Regions from separate parts of the Mus musculus genome. Here region 1 is linked to region 2. The links are chromatin loops, found by intact Hi-C in ENCODE. Cell type or tissue: gastrocnemius. All regions are shown on one strand. Each heading gives the region's core, and the rest is flanking DNA. Links, peaks and the distances in the headings are about the cores only. Region 1 has its middle 88 kb from the start of Mbnl1. Region 2 has its middle 38 kb from the start of Mbnl1.

Region 1 (5,395 bases), core at 177-5,176, 50 kb before region 2:
CCATTCTAAAATTACTTTCCAAATCTGCCTGAAGAGGATTTTTTTATTATTATTTAAACTCAAATATAAAAGATCTTGTCAAAATATGCATGCAGAATTTCTTTCTTTGGAAGAAACCTGCTTCCTTTGAGAACAATGTCTACGGTCAAGGTTCCAATCTCCAAATATCTTTAATGTAGAAAGATTGATTTTAAAGAACCCTCATTGGGTAGCTTAACCGGTATGTTGTTCACCTTTCCCCAGTGCCCTCCCACATTCAAGTCCATCTTGCCTCATACATTGGGTCCTTTTCAGACTGTCTAGGGGAGCTACCAATGGCCATAGCAACGCAAATGTTATGTAAATTCCATATTTCATGGGTTGCATGTTAATTAAAGGTACACAATGCAATGTTGTGAAGTGATCACCTTTGGTGTCTTCTAATTCTGAGCTGCTTATTTGTTTGCAGACTAGATTTAAGCCAGTGCTTCTCAATGGTTGTAACCATGTTGTGGGTTGTGTATCGGATATCCTGCATATCAGATATTTACATTCCAACAGTAGCAACACTTATGAAGGAGCAACAAAACAGCTTTATAGTTCCACGACATGAGGAACTGTATTAAAGGGTCACGGCATTAGGAAGGTTGAGAACCACTGGTTTAGGCACCATTGCCTAAATTTATATGCAACACTATAGGCAAATGTAATTCCTTTAGACTCAGCAGAATCAAATATGTTTTTTTTTAATTCATGAAGGAGATTCCTTAGCCTGCTGATTTCCCTGTGATACTGGATTGGGTGCCTAATGTGAATCCTAGTAAATTATAAAAGGAAGTACATGGCTGCTTTATAGATTTGGTGATTTCTCCTGCACATTCTTTGATGTCTTATAGAGCTCTAGGCAGGGATACTTACTTCCTGGTGTCTTCAAACGCTTAAAAAGGTAGAAACTCTTGTTTACATTACTTGTTAACATCTTCTCTCTTTAGGCATTCTTACTCTATCTTACTTTTCATGAAAGTGTTTTCCTCTACATTTTTCTCTAGATCTCTAGATTTCTCTATCTTCCCCAACTTAATTTATGTCTTTGGATTTCTATAATGATGACTATCTGTTGATTCTCTCTGCTGTCTTCTGAGCCTAAGAGTGACTGAGTAGTGGAGGAGGAAATAAGAGATTTTAGGTAGGAGTTATTTCCCAATCTAGGAAATTGATATTATACCCAGTTCCCCCTCTCCTATACATATAAGTATTCAAGAAATATTCTCTTGCTATCATGAGCAAAAAAAAAAATATTAATCATCTGAAAATCTTTTCTTATTGGAATGAAAGAAGACGATCCCAGGCATCTTCCTGTACTGACTCTCATCCTTCTCCTTTGTCTCATTAGCCCCAGAATTGTATTACAAGTTAGATGTTGACAGAGCTGCAGAAAGAGAAAGAGATACCTTTTAAAGTATCTGCCCTTCTCCTACATGACACCTAAATTATTGATCCTTCATGGACAAGTCTTCTGCAATTTCAACAGAAGCAGCATGTTAATTTACATGATCCAGTTTAAATAAAATATGGCCTACTGGACATTTTACAACTTCTACCTTGAACTAGGTAGATGGCATAAGGACATTTATCCCCTGGGGCTGTGTCTGCTCTCTGTCCTACATAAAGGGAAGGAACCAACTGTGCCACTTATGAAATACTCGTGATGAAGTGTTCAGTGAGGGTGTTGACTTAGGAAGTCTCTGCTCTGACTTTCTGTGGTGATCATAATATTATGGAGAAATTTGTGTTTCACAGGACCACTGTGGTACCTGAGTTTGTGCATACATGTACAACTATATTAACAAATTATTATAGTAGAAAATGGGTCCTTGTTAAGTCAAGTTGGATAATGTGTTCGATGTATTTGGTTTATTCTTTGATGTGACTTAAAAACAACAACACTGCAAGGAATTTATTAGTAAAAGGAACAAAGCTAGAAGCCAAGTGCTCAATATCTGTCTCCAAAGTTTAGTTGAGAACCATTAAGTAGGGTTCATCTACAGCCATGAGTAAGAGAGGCAAACAAAATTAAAAGAGACAATGAACAAAACAGATAGGACTTGGCACCAAGTGTTCACAGAACTGTTGGTGAGATGACAGAGCACTGACTCAGGATACAAGCAGCTGCCATTTCAGAAAAGTTTTGAAATTTATGAGATAGTTTTACATTGTTTATATTCTGGCCTAGATTGGAATACATTATCACATTTTGCATTCATTTCTCATATATTACATCCTGAATGCAGTTTTCCCTCCTTCTACTCCTCCCAACCCTCCCCTCATGTCCTCTCTCTACCAGATACACTCTTCTCTGTTTCCATTCAGAACAGGGCAGGCCTCGCAGGGATATCAATGAACTAGGGCATAACATGTTACAGTAAGTCTAGGCCTTACACCCTCAAATAAAGGCTGGACAAGGCAATCCAGTAGGAGAAAAGGGGTCCCAAAAGCAGGCCCAAAACTCAGAGACAACACCTACTCCCACTATTAGGAGTATTGGGGTATAGGTAGCTTGTTAAGACCACTAGAATAGACCTAAAATAATATATTCCACCTGGTCTAAAAAGCTTTTAAGATGTGGCTTCAAATTACATCTTCAGTTCTTGTTCAGCTCTTGAAATACTGGGCATTCCAGTTCTACAAGAACACCAAGTTATCCAACCATAGCACATATGAGGAGAACCTAATGAAGACCTATATAGGATCCTTGGTTGCTGCTTCAGTCTCTGTGAGCATCTATTAGCCCTGCTTGGTTGGTTATGTGATCCATTTTCTTGTGGTATCTTCTAGCCATCTGGCTCCAACAATCTTCCTCCTCCATTCCTGCAGGACTCCTGAGGTCCACCTAATGTTTGACTGCAGGTTTCTACATCTGCTCCTATCAGTTGCTGGATGTAGCCTCTGTGGTGACAATTATCTTAAGTTTCAGTCTACGAATATATCAGAATATCATTAGTAATTATTCCATTGACTTTTGGGGTGTGTAGGGATAGAGGGAGAGAGTACTGGGGGAGATGACTGAAATGCAAGGTCGATGTAGAAATCTAGTGCAATGGAAACTCCCTAAAATCTATGAGGATGACTCTAGTGAAAACTAGTAATTGGAGAGATAGAATCTAAATATGAGCTAGTCATTTTCTGTACCCAGACTAGGCTTCCAGGATGGGACTGGGACATCAACCCAGATGCAAAACCTTTGACTTACAATTTGTCCTACCTATAAGATGTGCTTGGGGAAAAGTGGCTTAGAACTTGTGTGAGTGGCCAACCAATGATTGGTCCAGCTTTAAACCCATGCCCTGAGAGGGAGCCCATGCCTCACACTGCCTAGATGGCAAGGAACCAAAGGTTGGATAGGCCAGAGCCCTAGGATAGAACCAAATACATCTGGAAACAAAAGTGAATGAAATTATTTCTAATGATATTCTGCTATACACATTTAGCATCTTAAATCTTTCTGCTGACCTGCTAGACTACTGGAACAGACCTAAAATAATCTATTCTACTGGTCTAAAAAGTCCTTTAAGATGTGGCTTCAAACTGCCTCTTCAGTCCACATTCAGCTCTGTAAATGCTCGGCAGTCTGAGTCTGCCTCAAACACACCAACTGCTGTGTTGTTTCTAAACCAGCTTGTCAATGACACGTGTCTGTCGGTGCTGTACCCACATCCTCATCCTGTGTGCTCTGGTGTTGAAGATAATGCCCTCAGAAACCTGTTCCCAAGTCCCTGGCAAGCTAAACACTACTTTTTCTCTACTAGAGTAGTTTGTGCTTCTTTTTTGTTTGTTTTTGTTTTGTTTTGTTTTGTTTCCTAAAGAGGGTTTCTCAATGTATCCCTGAACCAGGCTGGCCCCAAATTCAGAGACTCACCTGCCTCTGGTATAAAAGGCATGGCCACCACCACATAGCTTGTGCTTCATTTTTAATAAAGTTTTAAGGTTACTCAAAGTTTCCTAGGTCTCCTCCAACATACAACACACAATTTTGAAAAGTTAAAACTACAAGTACTTATTAGGTAAAAAGATTAGTGAGTTTTACTGAGGATATAATGTGTATGGTGTTTCTCTCTGCTACTGACATGAATCAGAGGACCTTTCTAAGAATGTTGAGGCTTTCAGCACTCAGGGAACCCCAAGGAAGAAGAGGTAGAAAGAATGTAAGAGCCAGAGGGAGTGGGGGACACCAAGCAAACAGACCTTCTCAATCAATATGATCAATGCACATGTGCAAGAGCTCACAGAAACTGAGGCAGTGCGCACAGGTCTGCAAGGGTCCACCACATGTAGATTCCCAGTGCAGAAAACAGAGGACACAGGCTGTCCTCCCTAACCAAGAAGCAATCGCCAATTGATAGCCACTTGAAAATGAAAATTTAGTTTCTTCCAGGGGAGTCTCACTAAGAAAACAAACTATTCTTAAGCAGTAGAGAGGCAACAGAAAACTCAATTGCAGATTGGAGTTTCCTTGCATCATAATATCATCAGGACTCTTCCTGACTGTTTATTCTAATTTTATCTGATTATTTTTTAATTTTTATTTTATTTACATTTTTCTTTTCTTTTTACCTTACAGGTCCTTTCCATAGATATAACTTCCTGTTTAGTGTTTTTATGGCATTCTGGAATATGAAAATGAACTGGGTCTCTGTGTCTGTATGTGTTTCTTGTTCCTTCTCATAAGATTCTCCTTTACAGGGCTAATATCCAATATATGTAAAGAACTCAAGAAGTTGGACTCCAGAAAACCAAACAAACCTATTTTAAAATGGGGTACAGAGCTAAACAAAGAATTCTCAACCGAGGAATTCCAAATGGCTGAGAAGCACCTAAAGAAATGTTTAACATCCTTAATCATCAGTGAAATGCAAATCAAAATGACCCTGAGATTCCACCTCACACCAGTCAGAATGGCTAAGATCAAAAATTCAGGTGACAGCAGATGCTGGCGAGGATGTGGAGAAAGAGGAACACTCTTCAATTGCTGGTGGAATTGCAAGCTGGTACAACCACTCTGGAAATCAGTTTGAGGATTCCTCAGAAAATTGGACATAGTTCAACCAGAAGATAGAGAAATACCACTGCTGGCATATACCCAGAAGATGCTCCAACCTGTAATATGGACACATGCTCCACTATGTTCATAGCATCCTTATTTATAATATCCAGAAGCTGGAAAGAACCCAGATGTCCCTTAACAGAGGAATGGATACAGAAAATGTGGTACATTTACACAATGGAGTACTATGAAGCTATTAAAAACAATGAATTTATGAAATTCTTAGACAAATGGATGGATCTGGAATATATCATCTTCAGTGAGGTAACCTGATCACAAAAGAACACAAATGATATGCACTCACTGATAAGTGGA
Region 2 (5,395 bases), core at 266-5,265:
CATTTAGAATAGATACTCTCTGTGTTTGTTAACAACGGAAGCTTTGACAATTGAAGTTGCCTGGAACATGGAGCAACCGATATAGTCACTCAGGCTTGACTTGTTAAAATATTAAATCAGTAGCTCTACGCTTGTGAGTCACAGTTTTTATAAAGGTCTTTCAAATCATAAAATCATGTCCAAATCATCATTATATAGCCTTAGTGTGTGTGTGTGTGTGTGTGTGTGTGTGTGTGTGTGTGCTTGTGCATGTGTGTGACAGGGAGAGAGAGACAGACACAGACACAGACACAGACACACAGAGAAAGATAGAGAAAGAGAACAGTGGCTCTGACTTGCTATGACTGCCACCAAGGGCTATAACATGACCCTCTGTGTGTAACACTGCTTCCTAGACACTGCATTCCTTGATTTGATCCCCACTTTGTGGCACATGTTCCTGCATTGTGCACACTGTGTGCAGTGCATACATATCATTTTGTTTATTTTCTTGTGTCTTCTAATATAGAAATAACAACTTTTTTCCTTATTGGACATCTGAAGGCAAATGGGCTCACCACCATCTTTTTCTGGAATCAAAACAAAGATGTTTGCCAAGGGTTTTTGATCATGATATGTCTACTCCAACCTCCATGGTCTGATCTGGGGGTAAGGTCTGAACTTGTGCTGTCATTGTTTCTGGCAATATACAGAGGACATGGGCTTCAGTAAGTTGGGCTAAAAGATCTTGGATTGATTATTCAAGACTGTATCACCCAGTGAAATTAATCATGTTAACCTTTCACATAAAAAAATTTTTAAAAACTTAAGACCTTCAAAAATAAAAAGAATAAAAGAGAAGAAATAACAAACATACCATCATCCAACTGGCAGAACACACACACACTCACACAAATACACACACACACACACACACACACACACACACACACACACACACACACACACATAATAAAAACATATATGTCTATTATAAATAATATATGTATATATTATAAATAACATATATGTATACATTAAAATCTGAATACATTTTATGGGATGTTCTATAAAGGAATACATATTACTATTTCAATGTTTAAAGTGGTTGGGAAAAATGTTGTCTGGTACTTGGAATTAAAATCAGACTTGTGTATGTGACAGACAGATGCTCTACCTGAGCTAAAACCCTACCCTATGAAAAGAATTTGAATTATTTCCAAACTTCCCTCTCCTTAGATATTATGTGTTCCACTCTATAAATAACAAAAAAATAGGAAGTCAGTTCATAGGATTCTGCTATAATATAATAAAGAAAATAATAAAAACCTCAAATTTAAAATTTTAATCTAGGTGACATATAGATAGGTATAGATACAGATATAGATGATATAAATATAGATGTGTCTGGAAGAATATATATCCAGATAGAGTAGTAATTATACCCAGATAATTGAAATAAACAATAAATTTTAGCCTTCACAGGTTTGTCTTTGGATTTCCAAAGTTTGATAATGATCTCTTTCTACAGCTCCCAAACATAATATAGCTAAATAGATTAAATATAGATGTATACATATAATAAATGGCTTGATACACATATTTATATACGTATACTGCTTGTGTATACATTTATGCATTTGCACATACATTCTTTCATAAATGGGTTTCCACAGGGCATAGTACATTATCCTGACAGTTAAAAAAGCAAACTGCAGAAGCCTCTGAGTTAGTTGGGTGTAGAATGATGGATCACGTTCTTTGGCGTGTGCCATAAATTAAAGCTTTGATAAGTTTGCGAAGTTTCAGTCACTATAGAACAGAAGTGGTGTCTCAGAAGCTTTTTAAAAGCTGTATGACTGCTGGCAATTGGCTTTGGGGAAGAAACGGATGCATTAAGCTTCCATTTCTTCATGTTTTACAACAAAATAGTACATTGTAAAGCTCTTCAGTATGTCAAAATGACTGTCCAAAGGCTGTCTGTAGTGGCCAGATGGTAGACTATATTTACCAGCTACTGTCAGAATTGGTCCTCAAATGTCAAAAATAGTTAATACAATTGAGAAAGACATCTGCCTTCAATAAACATAGAACTACTTCCCCACTTAGAAATACTACATCATTTTAGAATGTGTTACTGCGAATCTGCCTTTTTCCAAATGCAAATTTCACCGCAGCTCCAAATAAACAAACAAAAGCAATCGCTTAAAGCTAATGTATCATGCTATGAGAGCTTCTAACACTAATGGCATTGCACACACTAATGGGAAATGCACACACACTAATGGCACCTCTGTGTCCTGGAACTCTGATTATGAAAGCAGCTCAACATTTCACTGTGGCTCTGGCTTGCTGTGGCTGCCACTAAGGGCTATTGCATAAGCCTCTCAGTGTAAGAGTAATATTTTCTACCTCTTCCCTTTGGGTCCTATTTTTTCTTGACCTGATCCCTAGTCTGCAGTACGTACTACTTACTGTGTTGTGTATATTATTTGTTATGCATACATATGAGGGTTTTTGTCGTTGTTTTACTATAGAAATAGCAAACCTCTCTTCATCCAGCTGGCAGGAGGGGAATATTTTACTTACTATCTAAAAATCTGCTCAGTTATTTGAAATGCCTTTATGGAAAAAAGTGGTTCTTAGCAAAGAAGTGGGGAAGAAAAATTTGAATTTTTTAAAGTATAATTCATTTCCTAAAGCAATTCTAGGACTTAGAATTTATATATGCATTTGATTAAAATTTAACAAAATTTCCAGAATAAAAAATATTACATTCTTAAAATATTTTATATTTACAAAAATAAAAAATGAAGTGTCAATCAGAAAATTTAATTTAAAGACATTTAAGTATACCAAATTAAAAATTGAAAGCTATTTTAATGTATAATATTTATATTATATATGTTATAAGACTAAAAGGGATATTATTTGCATTTTTAATTTAATGGTCCTATTATACAAACATAATTTTTGATATCCTACAATGATGAGGATCCAGGTTGGGTCAGCAATTTTTGGATGAATAATTAATATATTTACATATAACATACCAGTGATAGGAATGTTCCAAGTCTTGACATGGACAAAAGAAAGAAGGTATTGAGAGACCCCTACTCAGCATGAGATTGCCCAGCTGGGGTGTAGCTCAGTGATATGGTGGGTGCAACATGCAGCATGTCAGAAAGAAAACAATAGAGGATGTAAGATGAGATTCCTGGTTACCCTTCTCTAAATGCGTGAGCTTTGTTGCCCATAAAAACCTTAAGTGTACAACAGGAGTCTAGGGAATGACATCATTGCTAACCCGAGTAAGGAACCCAAACCTTTAAGGATGCTGTAGCTCCTAGCATCCTTTCACTGGAACAAAATTTGTCCTGCATCTTTTCCCAGCTGATTCCTGTTATACTCTAGAAATGACAGTGCAGAATAATGCTGCCTGATGCTACTGGGCAACTGAAATGAGGCTGGTGTGACTGAATATTGAAGTTTTCATTGGGTATCATTTTAAGTGGTTTAAATTTATATTTAAAGGTGGAAATAACATGATTTTGTGTATTTCTACCTATTATTACATTTTTATATTATTGTTAAATATCATTACACTGTTAGACTATTAGCTTAAATAAAATACTTTGTTGTTATTCGTGTCACCTGTTTATTTAAAGTTCATTTTCAAATCTTCTTTCTCTTCCTGGTTCTCCTGTTGCCATGGCTCCTCAGAGTTTCCTAATAGAAGAGCATGGATTTCTAGTACTGTATCTTTCTTGTTGGCATGAATCATACAATTGTTGTTGAACCAGTCAAAGGTTTCACAAAGGGAAAGTATTTAATCCATTTGCAGACAGTAATCACATGTTTTCAGCAATGCTAAGAAGTTCTAGAAGCACCATCCCTTAGCACATATCCAGCAAGGACTTGCTTCTCCGAGAAATATCTCAGAGATTCTGCAAGGAACAAGCAGTAATGGGCTTGAACGGTGCAGATGCCCATAGCTAACACACTGGGAGTTCTTTCTTTCCGTCACCTTATGTTTTCTTGGGGTGTGGAACGAAACTAGAGCCTGTTTGCTAAGCATGGATGCAATCCTGAGTTCTGCGTTCATGTTTGGATTTCTTCTGTTGTTTTCAGAGGATGCTCTAAGCCCTTTCCATTGCATCGTACATAGGTACTCTTGCTTATATCTGCAGTACTCGTTTGCCAATACTTTTCCCAGTCTGTGAGTTGATATGACCAAAATAGCATGCTTCATATCACATGGTGAATATTACACCTTTTCTCTGACTGCATATACTTTTCACCTTAATCGTCCCTTCCAAATATCCACATACTCTTACTTATTTATTTACTTAGTTAAGTGATTGTTTCCCACTTACTTAGCGTACCTCCCTAACCTTGCACCTTTGCATTTCCGCGAAACTGTATACTTTCTGATGTGTTAAGTTAAACTGCAATTTGATTGCATCCCAATGTAACTATTCACCCTGAATGAGGTCTCCTTGAAGTAGTGCTCTTAAAAGTAACAAGTTCAGGTATTCAGAGAAGGAACCTAGAGTTATTGGCATGAGTAGTCCACAAGGCTTGACAGAGCACTTGGAAGGTTGCCTGGGTAGACAGTCAGTCCCATCTCAACCATGAACATCAAGAAAGTTCCGTGCTGTGGGAACCTAGACAGAGTCATAGTAAGGAATAGAAACAAACCGGGGACTGGTGGACAAATCTAATCACTTTTGAATATATTCACTAGCAGAAATATGAAGATACAGGTACTCAAAATTCAACTGCACCCAATGCTCATGTTTCTAATGGTCAATGTCAGCCAGAAGGAAGAGAATAAGGCATCCTGGCAAGGAATGGAGAGTCAGCATCTGGCCCAAAGAACAGGATGGTAAAGGGCACAAAGACTATTCATGGATTTTATACCCATTGATTTGATTTTTATTACTCCTTACAAAATTGCACATAAAAATAAAGTAGACGAATGACTATAAATCTTTAATATTACTTCAAACAGATTTAATTTTTTAAAATCTTTATTATAATAAAAAATTTAAAAACAAGTTGACAAAGTAGAATAGAATTTTGTCCAATTTTATGTCTTAAATTAGTTTTGGACAATGCTTGCAGCATAAGTATCAGGTTACATCTTCTCTCTGCTCTCTATTTCTGGTAGCTTCCCAGTCCTTTGAGCATCTCACTGTACTAAACTTCTGATTTACAGTATATAAATAAAATAGGAGGTCAGAGATGATTGAGAATATCAGGCCAAGCCTTCCTTTTCGAGGCATTCACTTAATAAAAGCAAAGGAAATATATAAACGTTAAAATGTTAAAGCATTTCCTTAGCAAGTTCAAATTAAAATCTGTGAACCAGAGGAACACACCTCACCACTTAGCTGTGCAGATAGCATCCAAA

What was found. Hi-C counts contacts between places; a loop is a spot of excess contacts. Peaks named below come from ENCODE experiments on the same cell type or tissue, not always from the same donor. Only the 100,000 strongest peaks of a DNase experiment are listed, where the experiment ranks them.
Region 1: a loop joins it to region 2, with 2.7 times the contacts of the local background. A loop is called at or near these places in 4 of 42 quality-filtered maps.

What each region holds. Positions count from the first base shown.
Region 1 is chr3:60,410,295-60,415,689 of GRCm38, forward strand. No RefSeq gene overlaps it. Among named protein-coding and RNA genes, the nearest start is that of Mbnl1, 88 kb to the right of the region's middle. In gastrocnemius, for the core only: no CTCF peak of the experiment used is centred there; no DNase peak of the experiment used is centred there; H3K27ac peaks cover 263 bases.
Region 2 is chr3:60,460,067-60,465,461 of GRCm38, forward strand. No RefSeq gene overlaps it. Among named protein-coding and RNA genes, the nearest start is that of Mbnl1, 38 kb to the right of the region's middle. In gastrocnemius, for the core only: no CTCF peak of the experiment used is centred there; no DNase peak of the experiment used is centred there; H3K27ac peaks cover 425 bases.